Regions from separate parts of the Homo sapiens genome. Here regions 1 and 3 are each linked to region 2. The links are chromatin contacts, found by Hi-C in ENCODE. All regions are on one chromosome and are shown on one strand. Each heading gives the region's core, a stretch centred on a gene start or an enhancer-like site at or near the end of the contact. The rest is flanking DNA. Distances are from core to core; before and after follow the strand shown. Region 1 overlaps GXYLT1 (glucoside xylosyltransferase 1). Region 2 overlaps PRICKLE1 (prickle planar cell polarity protein 1). Region 3 has its middle 68 kb from the start of LINC02450.

What was found. A loop is a pair of places that touch in the nucleus more often than their neighbours do. Pooled maps may share reads with other maps.
Region 1: a loop to region 2 is called in a map with no recorded cell type, with 8 times the contacts of the local background. The contact joins two enhancer-like sites. A Hi-C loop is called at or near these places in 6 of 37 single-sample maps with no recorded cell type and 8 of 50 pooled maps.
Region 3: a map with no recorded cell type shows a loop between it and region 2 (4-fold over the local background). The contact joins two enhancer-like sites. A Hi-C loop is called at or near these places in 5 of 37 single-sample maps with no recorded cell type and 4 of 50 pooled maps.

What each region holds. Positions count from the first base shown.
Region 1 is chr12:42,096,869-42,099,568 of GRCh38, reverse strand. It overlaps GXYLT1 (glucoside xylosyltransferase 1), which reads left to right. Exons shown (of 8, transcript NM_173601.2): 6 at 1,536-1,659; 7 at 1,955-2,127. Among named protein-coding and RNA genes, the nearest start is that of GXYLT1, 47 kb to the left of the region's middle. Within about 2 kb of position 1,393, at least 7 of the 41 ENCODE cell types and tissues checked have a DNase peak (open chromatin) inside an H3K27ac peak, as active enhancers do.
Region 2 is chr12:42,467,328-42,470,027 of GRCh38, reverse strand. PRICKLE1 (prickle planar cell polarity protein 1) reads left to right here. Exons shown (of 8, transcript NM_153026.3): 4 at 441-578; 5 at 1,199-1,402. Among named protein-coding and RNA genes, the nearest start is that of PRICKLE1, 120 kb to the left of the region's middle. RefSeq lists enhancers at 365-414, 425-524. Within about 2 kb of position 1,432, at least 8 of the 41 ENCODE cell types and tissues checked have a DNase peak (open chromatin) inside an H3K27ac peak, as active enhancers do.
Region 3 is chr12:42,758,709-42,761,408 of GRCh38, reverse strand. No RefSeq gene overlaps it. Among named protein-coding and RNA genes, the nearest start is that of LINC02450, 68 kb to the right of the region's middle. Within about 2 kb of position 1,313, at least 6 of the 41 ENCODE cell types and tissues checked have a DNase peak (open chromatin) inside an H3K27ac peak, as active enhancers do.

The DNA of each region.
Region 1 (2,700 bases), core at 144-2,643, 370 kb after region 2:
ATAACTATTAAGTAATATTTAAATAGTGGTTCTCAGCATGGAGGAATAACAAGCCCCCATATTAGACAAATGAAAGAAATAGGTATAAAAATTAGATAGGATGTAGAATTATTATTTGCGTGACATATTTATATCCCTGGAAAACCTCAACCTATTAAAACTACTATAAACATTAAGGATATATAGTTAATTTGGCTGAGTTGAAAACTAAAATACAGAAATTGCTGCTTTTAAAAGGAGAGTCAAACCATTTACTGTGCTGGCTGACTCCAGGGGTTCTTTCTCAAGTAGCGTAGTATGGTCTCCTCCTGAAAACAGTGTTGATATGCCAATTAGTTGATATCCAAGAATAGGAAAATACTTTTGTTAGCAGGGTTGTAATTCTGATAGCAAAGCTTACAGTTGTTAAAATGGGTTGGGTGAATCTGTCAGCTCTTCAGTAGCATGAGAGGCATCAGGAGACTAGGGTCTCTTTCTTGGAGTGCAGTCTTAATATTGCCAAAGCTGCCAGTCCTAACTTGCCTCTCTCTGGGATGGTGAGAGTTTATGGGACTGCATACATCTGCTAGACTGGACCCAGTTATTTTCCTCAGCAAATCTTCTTTGACTTTATATGTCATTCATGGTGCCTCTTTACAGAATTCTTTGCTTGCGTTTTCTAATGTACAAATAGCAACCTTTTAGAATATAAAATGGAAGACCCTCAAAAGAAATAGCATACATAGGAACAAACTTGAAAGAAATTGGCAGGATATATACATGTATATATACACACACATGTATTATATATATATATATATATATATATGTTTTAAATTTAATAAGATAAATGAACACTTAAATAAGTAGAAAGATACACTATGTTTTTGGATAGGAAAATCCATCATAAAAAGGCCAGTTCTCTGTGAGAATTTTTTACTACAAGTAGACACAAAACTCATACATTTCTCCTTCTTTGTTGATCTTCCCCACTCCCTCTGCAGCCTTGATTTTTGTCAATCATATTGTTTTTTAGTGTTTAACTTAAGTTGTGTATGCATTTTTTAATTTGATTTATCAATTTCAAAATGATCTATTTGAACTGCCAATTATAGAAGTTAAGCAAATAAATCAGACTAATAGCCATCATGGTAAAAAATAATAATAGCTAACACTGAATATTTACCACGTGTCAGGTGCTATTCCAAGCACTTTAAATTTATATATTAACAATTTTAATCATCAACAACTCTGACGTAGGCCCAGACGTAGGTACCAAAACTATCTTCATTTTAAGATAAGGACACAGTTACTTTCGCTTTCTTTCGTGACTTACTAGTTTTGTCACTGCCACATACAACTTCCTTTTGTTATCTTCTGTTTTACTGTACAGCCCTTCTCACATTTAGGGTTAGAAATGTCACTTGATATTGTGAGGAGTTTGCATTTCTCTTTGTGGATTTGTAATGGTTGCTGTGGGAAGAATGAGGAACTGTCATCATGCTGCCATTTTAAGCCTGAAAGTCTGAAGCTCTTTTGAATGTTTTTATCAACAGAATGATATGACAACTGTACGACTACAATGGGGAGATATACTTATGCCATTGCTTAAAAAATACAAACTAAACATCACATGGGGTGATCAAGATCTATTGAATATCGTGTTTTTTCATAATCCAGGTAATTATTTAAATTCCTTTTATTTGCATTAAAAAAATCACAGATAATACTTAGTGAAAAAGGAAAACATGCACTTATCTGATTCTGTCTTATATTAATGATTATTGCTATTTATGTTTAAGACGGAGTAAAACTTTTCTTGAATTTTGCTTTAATTGGAAGAGATCTAAATGCCAGACATTTTTCATTAATTCTTACTTGTAAGAGCTGTATTTTTTAACTGAAAGTTTTGCATAATGTTACATCTGTGGAATTAGGGGTATTTGCTTCATTGTTTGGTCTTTTCTTTATGTAGAAAGCCTTTTTGTTTTTCCGTGTCAATGGAATTATCGACCAGATCATTGTATATATGGAAGCAATTGCCAAGAAGCAGAAGAAGGAGGAATCTTTATTCTTCATGGGAACAGAGGTGTTTACCATGACGATAAGCAACCAGCATTTAGAGCTGTTTATGAAGCACTGAGAAATGTAAGATTTGCCTTTCCTTTTTTTTAACTTTTTGTTTGAAAATACTTTCAAGCTAATGGTTAGTTTACAAAAATAGTACAAAGAATTTTTACACACACTCAGCCTCATCTGTTATTAACATTTTGCCTTATTTGCTTTGTCGTTGGTTTTCTCTCTACATTTTTTTTTCCTGAAAACAATGTAGTTGTTTTTTCAGAAAACTCAACTTAAATTTGATTGTAAGTTGCATACATTAAGTTCTTTTACCCCTAAAAACTTCAGTTTTTTTTTTTAAACTAAGAATAAGGACGCTCTTTTATTAACCACAGTACATATGTCAAGCTAGAAAATTTAATACTGATGGAATACATTAATCTGCCATCCATATGGCTTTACTCTCTTTTGATCTAGAACAGTTTCTCAGTCTTTGTCTTATATGACATTGGCATATTTGGACAATAGAGCCTCTTCACCCCTTTTTTTATTAGAATGTTCTTCATTTTGGCCTGTCTAATGTTTCCTTACGATTAGGTTCAGGATATACATGCCTGCTCAGAATTCTGTATAGGTGGTGATGTGTGCTTCTCAGGCCCT
Region 2 (2,700 bases), core at 183-2,682:
TTTGCAGCCACCCACCAATGATCAGGAACCTACAAATTCCTGAGATTTCCCAGCCCCTGCATCCAGAGTGAATGCTTTATGGTCATTCAGGCCTGCAGTTGAGTTGAGTGCATGTAGAATGGAGAGTAAAAGTGGCAATTAACAAGTTTAAACCTTTTGTGGAAAGGTTAATGTCCTATATATATTTTTTAATTCTGTGTTGATAAGGGTTTTCAATTAAACATTTCTTATTTAAAAAAAAAGTATTCCTTCACATTGCATTTCCCTTTTTCTAGAGAGGCTGTAAAATTCAGATATGGTGTCATTTTAAAATCGTGGGGGTGTGACACAGGCGAGCTAAACTTACTGTTTCACTTCCTGAAACCCTAACTCTGGAAGTAGAGAACTGGTGAGAAAGACTGTGCACTCAGTGTGGTGTTTCTGTTTTGCTTTCTGTGAAGGTACGGTATTGCCAGTCTTTGAGTGAAGAGGAGAAAAAAGAGTTGCAGGTGTTCAGTGCTCAGCGGAAGAAAGAAGCACTGGGAAGAGGAACAATTAAGCTTCTGTCCAGAGCAGTCATGCATGCTGTGTGTGAGCAGGTGAGCAGCCCCTTCTCTGATGCGTAGCTTGTGGCAGTGATGTGGATGGGGTGGACAGTCGGGGGTAGGTGACTGGACTAGCAGAGGTGTGGGTCCTGAAAGCCTCCAGAAAATGAGAGAAAGACAGCCTAGCTTTTTATTAAATAGCAAATCATGTTTCATATTTGTAACTAGCTACACTGCTGTGTATGACAGCAGGAGTCAGTCACCCTTATGCAAACATTGGGTGAAATCCTGCCTTTGGTAGGATCCTGGCATGGAGGTAGGTGCTAGGATACATCTCGTATTCAAAAGATGCAGAAACATAATGAAGACATTCAGATCTTTGCTGGCAGTTCTCAGAGTAGGAAATGTATCCAGCAGGAGGCTGGCACAGGAAAACCACTATTTGTGTGAATCAGATTACACCGTCCTTAGAAATAGTTGTAGTATGTCTGAGACACGTGCCTTACAGTGGAGAATCACCAGTAATCCAGCATTAAAGAGCTATTTAATCACTAAAAGAGGTAGCAAAAATAAATACATTCCTGACAAATTCGAGATTTATCCTAAAGTAGGAAAGCCTGAGAATCCTGTCTTTAAAAAATGATCCTTTTACATTCAAACCCATTTGTTTGTAGTGTGGTTTGAAGATAAATGGAGGTGAAGTTGCAGTGTTCGCCTCCCGTGCGGGCCCTGGTGTGTGCTGGCACCCATCCTGTTTTGTCTGTTTCACGTGTAATGAGCTGCTGGTCGACCTCATCTATTTTTATCAGGATGGAAAAATTCACTGTGGCAGGCACCATGCAGAACTGCTCAAACCACGGTGCTCAGCATGTGACGAGGTAAAAAAAAGTTCATCCTTTCACACTGGGAAAAATAAGCTTAGATTAAGCCAATATTCCACTGTTTACATCAAGCAAAATACTAAAATTTCCTGGATTTTGTTCTGTGTGCATGTTTTAAACATAATCCTGTACATTCATACAATGAAATGATCTATATTTGGTTGCTGCAAAAGTAATTGCGGTTTTTTGCCATAATGGTCAAAACCGCAATTAATTTTTCACCTTCCTGATAGAAAGGGAAGCAGATGTCTTTGTACTTTGATAAGTATTATGTCTTCAGTGGGTTGTGAGAAAATACAAGCTGCAGAAGAGCATGTAGTAGATGGTCTCATTTTTGTTAAGAATTTAAAAAACAATATGATATATGTATTTGTTTATGCTCAGAAAAGGTATGGAAAGACAAATACCAAATTAATAGTAGTTACCCTCGGGGAAGGTGGGAATGGATGATGGCTTGAAAGGAAAAATTTTTTCCCTTTAGCTTTTTATTTTAAAATAATTTTAGATTTACAGAAGAGTTGCAAAGCTATTACAGAGAGATCCTGCATGCCCTTCTCCCAGCTTCCCCTGACACTAACGTCTTACATAACCATAATATATGTATCAAAACTAAGAAATTATCAGCAGTGTAATACCATTAACTAAACCATAGTCTTTGTTTAGATTTTCCCAGTGTTTTAACAGATGCTCCTTTTCTTATCCAAGATCAATCCAGGGTGCTTCATTGCATTTACTCGTTGTATCTTCTTAGTCTCCTTCAATCTATGACAATAAACTTTGTTTTTATTTTTATACATTCATTTACTTTATACATTTTTTTCAACAATGTTCTATTTGAACATATTTTTGTTTTTGTTTTGTTTTGATTTATTTTTTTGGGATGGAGTTGCTCTCTGTTGCCCAGGCTGGAGTGCCGTGGTGCAATCTTGGCTCACTGCAACCTCCGCCCCGCGTGTTCAAGTGATTCTTGCACCTCAGCCCCCCGAGTAGCTGGGATTGCAGGTGCCCACCACCACGCCCAGCTAATTTTTTTTTTTGTATTTTTAGTAGAGGCGGGCTTCACCATGTTGGCCAGGCTGGTCTCGAATTCCTGACCCCAAGAGATTCACCTCCCTCAGCCTCCCAAAATGCTGGGAATACCAGGGTGAGCCACCATGCTCCGCTGAACATATTTTGGAAACCAAAAATATAAAAAAAATGAAAGAACCTGCCGGGCTCGGTGGCTCACGCCTGTAATCCCAGCACTTTGGGAGGCCGAGATGGGCAGATCACGAGGTCAAGAGACAGAGACCATC
Region 3 (2,700 bases), core at 64-2,563, 290 kb before region 2:
CTCTACCACTTGACATGATCTATAGCAGAATCTGAAGCTTCCCTCTCTTCTCTTTTCCCAAGAAAATTTCTCTGGCCTTCTCATCTGAGTCATGCTTTGTTCTCTACTAACCAGGTTAATGTGTTTAGTAAATTTTGAACATTCTGGAGACATTGTTGTTGCCAAAATAATTGGGGGAAGAAAGTCAGAGATGCTAAACATCCTGCAATAGCCAGGAATTAGACACAAGAGAAAAATTACCCTGCCCATCGTATCAATAGTGCCTCCCACTGTAAGGAATTTAATGGTGAAAATTAAAAAAAAAAAAAAAAAAAGCTTTATAGTGGGGAAACGGAAAGAAGGACTCTTCTGAGACACCATACAATGGCCGTTCTTCTGCCCCTTAGTTTTTGACTCACGCATCTCCACTAAGGTGATTCTACAAGAGAGAAAGCCTCGCACTTTTCTCCTCCACCAAGTAGCTGGACTGCACTTCACCCCACCCCCACCCCAGGAGTACTGTGACCACTTTTTCTATGCATCTGACCTCATGATCCAAGTACACAAAATAAACTCTGTGGGAATCATCCCAAGGGTTAAAGCCATTTCTTTCCACTTAAAATGGTGATGACTGACCTGGGAAGCAATAATTAAGTCTGAGTATAGATAAACAATAGGCAAGCTTGCACAACCAAATTCCTCATTGCAATCAGGTCAAAGTTAAAACTAATGACAAGCTGTGTCAAAAATAATGACACATAAAAACCTCTCAGTCAAGTGTGTTTAGTTCACAGATAGTCACTTTTAAGCATAAAACAGGTCTCCTATTCATTTGGATGTCATGAAATGGCAAAGTTGATACTGCTTAATGTAGGAAACTATTAGCTGATGCATATTTAGATTTCTGTTTAAAAACCAGAGTGTTAAATATCTTCCCCTAAAGAGACTTTCAAGTTGATCAAAGATACAGGATTGTCCTAATTCTTTTCAAATGCAGACCATCTTTAAAAAGTTAGAGCAGGAAACGTGTCCACGATTAAATAAAGTTAGATCTCTTATGATGCTTGCAATTTAAGATTTTTATCTTTTTGATGGGACTAATCCCAAAGCATTTTATTACTGGGTGAAGTCCCTTTTTCCATAGCATGGGTTCTGAGTCCAAGACCCAACAGGTCACAATTTTGCCTTTTATAATACACTTATATATGATATATAATATAAAATATAATAATATTTATGGAATAAAACTGCTCCAAGGCTGAGCTGAAAAGCACAGAAGGTGCTCAAGTGCTGCACTCCGCCTGCAATCCTGTGCATTCACAGACACTGGGCATCAGGCCTTCTGGCCCCAAACCAAGGAAGTTGCTTAAGAAAGAGCTGGCCCATTCCTGGGGTCATTTAACCTTCACTCCTCAGACAGAGCTTGTTTAAGCATTTTGCTCCTCAGATCCAGATTTTGGTCCCTGGTTCCTGAGGGACCTTTAAACCCCTAGTTTCTTGTCTTACGACCCACAGAGGACCTCTCTGATTAGAATGGAACAAGCAGATGAAGCTGGACCTGAGCGTTTTTCCATGAGCCTGAAATCTCTGTTGACATCTCCTCTGCCTCTCAGCCAGGACATTTTGAATCAGCCAGAAACTATCTGATTTCTCCATTTGATGTGATTACCTGAACACAGTGTAGCAGGAGGCCTAGACAAGATGCACAGGGTTGTTGTGAACTAAAGCTCCTTATTCCTTGAGATTAAAAGATACATGGTAATTCTGCCGCCCGAGGCCAGAGGCATCGAGTTTCTCTCAGTACAGACTTCCCCCACATTGGAAAGGAACTGTCATTAAAAACATTATTAAAGATCTGTCTCCCACGGGGGGCCCAATGGCCCCTCAGTCAGAAACCAGTGCTTTGCTTTTCTGCTGCCCACTGGCTCTTTGTTTGGAATCTAGACACCATCCCAAGTTGGAGGAGACTGGCCATAGGCTCACTGGGTCCTTTCTCAGAATTCCCACCAAGATGCTGCCTAGTAAAGGGATTGCAAACACCAGTCTTTTCCTCTATGCCAACGACTTAATTATAAGGAGCAGTCTCAAACCTTGCCGCCTTGTATCTCACAACCATCTGTGAGAACCACATCATTGCCTCTATTTTGCAGATGAGAAAACTGTGGTCTAGCTTCCATAAGTGACGAAGGGTCAAAGGAAGAGAAGTATCCAAACAAAGAGTGCAACCCAAATTATCTGGCTCCAAGACCAATGCTCCTGGCCATGCCCCTGCCCTGCAGCTGGCTTCTCAAAGCCTCCCTTCCTGGCAGCAACAGAGAGCGCCTGGCCATGCCTTCGTTCTTGTTTACTGGAGAGTTGACGGCAAGAAATCAGCAAGTATTAACCTGCAACTAACATAGGTCTCATCAGCTTTGTACATGAGTTTTTTTAATCGGACAAATCTAAATAAGACACTCATGTGGGTATTTATTGTAATTCAGCCTCCAGACCACAACTGGAGAGCATGTTGCTGCTGGTTCTTAGCAGGTCAATTAGTGGGTGGATGCTGGCATCCTCCAGGAACCATATCCTGCTTTACAATATTTAGCCTGCTCATATGCCTGTAAATTATAGGAATTGAAATACAACATATTATATACCCAGGTCCACACAACCAAAGGGAACCACCCTAATTATATTCAGTTAAAAATGGCCCAGCTCAGTCCTGAATTGTTTAGGTAA